2 separate regions of the Mus musculus genome follow, and region 1 is linked to region 2. Evidence: chromatin contacts called from ENCODE Hi-C or POLR2A ChIA-PET data. All regions are on one chromosome and are shown on one strand. Each heading gives the region's core, a stretch centred on a gene start or an enhancer-like site at or near the end of the contact. The rest is flanking DNA. Distances are from core to core; before and after follow the strand shown. Region 1 holds the start of B230206H07Rik (RIKEN cDNA B230206H07 gene). Region 2 holds the start of Deaf1 (DEAF1, transcription factor).

Region 1 (3,115 bases), core at 373-2,872, 37 kb after region 2:
CCTCACTGACAAGTTGGAGAGAGACCCAGGTATCTGCCTGACTGGCCAGAGACTTTCCTTTGATGCAAGCCTTTGGTGCCATCTGCTGGTAGCTCCTTATACATCTTTGGGTGACTGTTAGATACCTTGTATCTGGTGTGAGGACTGTCCTGCATTCCAAATTGCTAGTGAGTCAAATCCTGACAAGGATCACCTGAATCCTCAACGTACTGTGCCGAGACTGAGGTGAAGAGACTGTGCCCCTCAACTAATCCACCACCTACCCAGACTTGGCCTCAGGTCTCAGAGGCTCCAGCCCCTCAGCTCAGACAAGCCCTACAGGACCCAGTCTTTCCAGCAGTCTTCTCTCCAAGATGGTTGGCGCCACCCTTAGGGAGTCTCCAGAACCTGTATCTGCTTCATCTAACCCTCCTAGCCCTTCCCCATCTGCCTACACTTACTGTGGCTTCCACAGAGCTGAGGCGGCTCCAGACCAAGCAGCCTCCCCTGCCCAGGAGCTCTGGACTCCTCACTCCCATGTGCTTGGGGCCCCAGCTGAACAACTGGCTCAGGCCTCTGAGTTCTTGGAAGTTGTCCCTTCTTCTCTCAAGGGCCTTCTACCACCTCTAGGTCCTTTTTAAAAAGTAGAGAGCTGGGTGTGGTAACATACACATTTAATTACAGAAAGCAGAAAGCAGAGGCAGGAGGGAGATCTATGTGAATTAGAAGTAGGTCGACACAGCAAGTTCCAGTCCAGCCAGGGTTACAGAGTTAAAAAAAACAAAAACAAACAAACAAACAAACAAACAAACAAGAAAAAAACTGTCAAAAATCTTTACTTTTAAATATTTTTTAGATTTTCTTGCTTTTACTTTATGTGTATGAATGTTTGCCTGTACATGTCCTACATGTATGTACACCATATACACCACATGTGTGCCGTGCCCACAAAGGCCAGACAGATTCTCTGGAACTGGAGTTATAGATAGTTGTGGGTCCTGGAACCCCAACCCTGGTCCTCTGCAGCAATAACCATCCCTAAAGGCTGAGACAGCTTTCCTTATTAATTCTGTGAGGCACAATCTCACATAGCACACGCCTCATACTTTTGATGTGGCTGATGGATGGCCTCGAAGGCTTCTAGGCAGGCACCCAGTTTAATGTGTTGCTGGGGATAGAGGGGAAACATTCTGCCAACAGAGCTAAGTCCTGAACCCTCAGAACCTTTCAAAGAGAATAGCAGAGGACCACCCATCACAGGCACCTAGTGAAGAGATGGAAGTGTTACAGCCCCAGGGCGAGTTAGCTTGGGACCTTCCCTAACTACTTACTCTTCCCTCTTTGGATGTCACTATCCGGGGCCTGCAAATGAGAGATAACAAACAAGAACCATGCAGCAAGCACTATCTCTAGCATTGGGTGACCTCACTCTGGTCTAGACTAAAGAATGAGACACAAAGAACCCAGGTCACCTAGGCTGGGGTTCAAGTGCAACTTTCCTAATTATAATACAACTCTCCCTGATCCCTACCCAGCAAGTCAGCAGGAATGGGAAAGGTTTGCCCTACCTGTGGGAACCCAGCTGAAGAGGGTCTGTCCATAGGTTGGGTAGATTTGCCCTGGACAAGAACGAAGAATGAACTTAAAACCCCCAAACCTAGAGTTGGTTTCTAAGCTACTTAGCCAATAAGCTCTTCGTGTGTGGGACTGCTGTGACTACTGCTCTGTGCCTAGCTCCACCACCAACAAATATTTCCATGAACAAGGCCCATCTCTGTCTGGGGACAAGCATGTCTTTGTGATCTGCCAACCTCCTGACCACCCACAGCAGGCCATTCAAACACAGGGCTTCCTATACCACTCAGAAGAGGCTTTCCCGTCTTTCTTAGAAAAAGATATAAAATAGTTGACTTCTCAAGGTAATTGGAGGAATGACAGAGAAGCTGAGATGTCCCTTCTACCTGGGTGACCCAGCACAAGATGCACACTTAACCTGGGGACAGTGATGCTTAGCCAAAGTGGCTAAATCTCTGTGCAAATCCCATGAAGGGACCCTGGACATGGGTGAATGCCGAGAAAATGCTTTTTGTGTGGAGAAGCAGAAAGGATCTACCCTGGCCCTGAATGTTCCCCTGGGAGTATTGAATGCAACATGACAGGCAAAACTGTCAAGTGTCAGAGAGAAAGCATGGAGAAGATCTGTAGCCAAATAACTTGTGCTCAAACAAGAAGACGTGAATTTGAGTTCAAAGAGACAATGTGTGTGTGCTGCTATGGGGCATGGAGCAGAGAGGAGTGATGGCCAAGCTATACAGCTCTGAGCATACAAAGCCTAAGAGTCGCTTGCCAGGCATGGTGATTCGTGCCTGTCATGTTATCGTTTGGAATGCTGAAGCAGGAGGATTACCATGAGTTTGAGGCCAGAGCAGGCTTATAGTGCTACCCTGCCCCAAAGAACAACCAAAACTTCTTTTGTTGATCACCACTCCCCAAAGTGCTGTCAAGAGACACATTGCACACTGAGTGGTCTTAAGTGCACACCTCACTGTGGATGGTATTAGGGGCACAGCTGCTTAAGAACTTTCTTCAGGGTTTGAGGTACAGGCGAGTAGCAGGGGAACAGGGAGAAGCACGGGGTCGAGTTCAAGGAGGATCTTTGGATACTTGGTTAGGACTCAGCATCCCTAAGGTGAGTTTCAAAACTCAGAGAGCCCTGCTAGGCTTTCCACCTACAGGTCCTGAGCAAGAACTTTCTGAGGGGTCAGAGAGATGGTTCAGTGGTTAAGAGAACTGGTCTCTCCTCTAAAGAAGCCGGGTTCAGTTTCCAGCACCCTTGCGGCAGCTCACAACTGCCTTAAAATTAAATAATATAATATACAAAAATCTTTCTGTAACTTCCCAAATAAGGCATTTGAAACCTCATCTTCCTGCTTTGAGTGCAACAGTGGTGTGTATGTGTGTGTGTGTGTGTGTGTGTGTGTGTGTGTGTGTGTGTATACATGCTTACATGCCTGAGTGCAAGAAGAGTCAGAGACCAGAGGTCAACACTGATTTCTTCTCTCTCTACATTGGGAAGAGCGGGGGGGGGGGGGGGTAGCAGTGGAGATTGAACCTAGAACCTTCTATATGCTAAGTG
Region 2 (3,294 bases), core at 493-2,992:
AAAGCTCTAGGAAGCTTCCCTCACTCCTGTGACTGGATCTAGGCTTCAGGTAGGTAGGTACAGCAGAAAACACGCGGAAGCAAGGGTTCTCCACCACTGCGTTCCAGTGCCAACGGTCTGAACACCCACCCAGAGTTAAGCTTCAGCTCTGATGTGCCCTGAATAAAAGCCCAATGCCAAGCCTGCAGCTTCACACTGGAAAGAACGAAACAAGACGCATGGCAAAATGATGGTCTTCCAAGGATTCGCATGTACAAGCATAAAACATATAAGAGCTCCAATTGGTAGGGAGTTCAACACTCAGGAAGGTCAAAGGGTGGGGTGTGTGGTGGGATTGTAGGAGGCAGTTTGGTGTGGTATCACCTGTACAGGGTGATACAGCTCAGCTCAAGGCTCCATTTGTCATAAAACATGAGAATCGGGTGCTCTTTGTGTGAGAAAACAGAAGGAGAAAAATGGAAAACTAAGTGATGGAGAAGGAGGGGATATCTGCATAGGAAGACTAGGAGATACAGCACGGAGCAGCTCATGTCACAATATAAAGCAAGGCTGGTTTCTGCATCGTTACCTTTGCAAGGTTGCCTGCCTTGGATGACTCTCTTGCCCCTCTCATGTCACACTTGAACTGGCCTTTGAGACAGACAGGTCTACCAGCAGTAATGCTGCTGACCATACCTGGGGCACCTCTAGAACAGAACTCACATGTGACCCATCTGTGCTCTCAGCTCCCAGGAAGCAGCAGGAGAGGACAAGGCAGGTGGTAGGTACTGAGAAAGTTCCAAAGGGTAAAACAGACAAAGAACAGAGAGGCACACTCACACAAGGGAGACACGTCTGTATACAGTGCAGAGCAAGGCTAGAGGAGTGAGAGTGTGCTGTGCGTGTGCATGTGTGTGTGCAAGATGGGCATGCAGGGCACTGTGAGATGCAGGGCAGGGAAAGAGCAAGGGTGCAAGTCATTGTGAGATGCATGGGCAGGTGCAGAGTAGGTGTTCAGGGCATTGTGAGTGCACGGGCAGGTGTGAAGTGCACAGGTGGTACAGAGCATGTATGGGGGGCAGGTGTCAGGTGCAGGGGCATGGACAGAGGCAGGGCAGGCGTGCAGGTCACTGTGAGGTGCACTGGCAGGGCAGGTGCTGGGCAGGTGTGCAGGACAGGTGGAAGAGAGCCTTCCCTGGAAGACAGATGTGCATGACAGATGCACAAAGCATATGGAAAGTGGCCTGTGCCTGGTGCATGTGTTCAGAGCTTGCACGCGGGAACCCGGTGAGGCGCGAGGCCGGCGGGCGCACTTGCCTGCGAAGGCGGCGGCGGCGGCGGCGGCCTCATCGGGGCTGGGCAGAGCCTCGGTACCCATATCCATGTGCCCAGATTCGGCCGCCATCACCGCCACAGCGGTGACCCGCCGCGTCTCGCGCTCCGCCTCGGAGTCTGCGTCCTCCTCCGAGTCCTCGTCTCTGCTTAACACCGGCTCCTCCGCCTCGCTTTCCGCTGCGGCCGCGGCGGCCGCCGCCACCGCGGCAGCGGCCGCCACAGCTGCCGCCTCGGCCAGGCCCAGCTGTTTTGCCGCCGAGTCCGAGTCCTCCATACGGACTCCACCGAGTCCGCCCGAAGGCGCTGTCCGGGACCGCCCGAAGCGCCAGGCACCGAGCCCGAAGCGGGGCCCGAAGAGGCCGCCCGAGTTGGGCCGAGGCCGCCCGAAGCCACCGCCCGAGCAGCGACCGAAGAGGCAGTCTGACGCCCGCCGAACCGAGCCGAAGCTGCCCGCAGAGCCGAGCTGATGGCCCGAGTGTAGAACCGAGCAGCTCCGAAGTTTCCCGAAGCGCAGAATCTAGATAATACGAATGGTCCCGAAGCTTCCCGAAAGCTTACGAGCGTTTCTTGCTCGCTGTCTAAGAAGCGGATCTGACTGTGGTCACCGACCGATAGAGCTGGCCGGCTCTGGGCAGTTTCTCCCCTGCTTCCAACGAAGTCTGGGTTCGCAGACAGACCCTGGCGCCACGGGATTTCTCCAACCCCCTCTCGGGGCGGCGAAAGCCGAACCCACACGAGGCCTCGCCGAACTCCGCCGAATACCTCCGAGCCGAGTTCTCCGGAGCCTCAGTGCCCGCCTCCTTCTATCCGAAAGCTCCCGAGTATTGCCGGACGGGAGAATCGGGCCTCGGCCGCTGTCGGACGCTCGCTGCACCGCGCGGCGGGAGGAGCGAAGATGGCGGGAGGGTGCGGCCAAGAGGCTGCTGGGATTGTGGCGGACCCAGCGGCAAAATGGCGGCCGTGCGGCCAGGTGAGGCGGGCGGGGCTACGCGATCGCAGGGACAGTGTGGTCTCATGCTGTCACGATGAGAGGCTGTCTGGGCTGGCTCTGCAACTCCTCTGATTGTCACCTTGTTATTCCGGAACCTGGTGGCTTAAGCCCACTAGCCCGGATTTCTGCGCCGGAGTTGGAGAGCGAGGGGTGGGGGGGGTGTCTTCCGGTTGGGCGTGGGGGCACTTCGGGTATCCCGGCGGCTGTCCCGAAGCTCGTCTCTGTATTCCAGTGATATACCTGAGGCACACACTGGGATACGCCCCTGTATACAACCATATCACACCTTCTGTGACCCGGGGTCCACCTGTGGATTACCCAGAGTACACTATGGTGGCATACGAACTACACAACCATATTTCACTAAAGCTGACATGCATGGCATACCTATGGCTCATCCTGAGCACACCCTTGGCATACCCGCTGCTCACCCCGAGTACGCCCTTGATACACCTATCTCTCATTTTTTCGATATACCCTTGGCACACCGGGTTTACACATTGAGAATATCCAGGACAACCATATACGTATATTCAGCTCACCCCTGGCATATCCACAATACACTCGAGTTCCCCTGTTGCTCACCCCAGATGTAAGGATGAATAAGAATTACGTTTGTAGGGAAAAAAAATGACTTAGTCAACCTCAAACAACTAAAGCAGGCTTGTTCCAGAGACGTGGCTGTTAAATTCTGGCCATTTGATGATCAGGGCACAGGATCTAGTCACTCAATGACCACAGTTAGTTCAAGACAATAGGCCACTCGCTTTAGACTGGGGTTTTTGTAGCTAAGGGTAGGGAAAGGGTGCTTGTTAAGAGCATTCTAGATAAGTTAGCTGTTTTCCTTAGACAAACTGGTTTTGGAATTTCTGGGTCTTTTGTCTTCTTTTGCACCCGTAGGGTGTCTGGGATAGGGATTGGTGTCTGAAGTCAAGGTCAGCTGCTTTTCTTCCCCAGTTCTCAAATTCCTGGCTTTCTGGAACTTTGAG

What was found. Hi-C counts contacts between places; a loop is a spot of excess contacts on that map. ChIA-PET counts read pairs that join two places held with the same protein, here RNA polymerase II (POLR2A).
Region 1: a map of left cerebral cortex shows a loop between it and region 2 (1.9-fold over the local background). The contact joins the promoter of B230206H07Rik here to the promoter of Deaf1 in region 2. A Hi-C loop is called at or near these places in 1 of 37 maps with a recorded cell type or tissue (left cerebral cortex). POLR2A ChIA-PET finds 5 or more read pairs at or near these places in 4 of 5 experiments (Patski and embryonic stem cell).

Annotation. Positions count from the first base shown.
Region 1 is chr7:141,363,488-141,366,602 of GRCm38, forward strand. It overlaps B230206H07Rik (RIKEN cDNA B230206H07 gene), which reads right to left and starts at 1,623. Exons shown (of 2, transcript NR_033532.1): 1 at 1,548-1,623.
Region 2 is chr7:141,325,983-141,329,276 of GRCm38, forward strand. It overlaps Deaf1 (DEAF1, transcription factor), which reads right to left and starts at 1,743. Exons shown (of 12, transcript NM_016874.3): 1 at 1,297-1,743. The coding sequence starts at 1,588. It overlaps Tmem80 (transmembrane protein 80), which reads left to right and starts at 2,148. Exons shown (of 6, transcript NM_001141950.1): 1 at 2,148-2,284.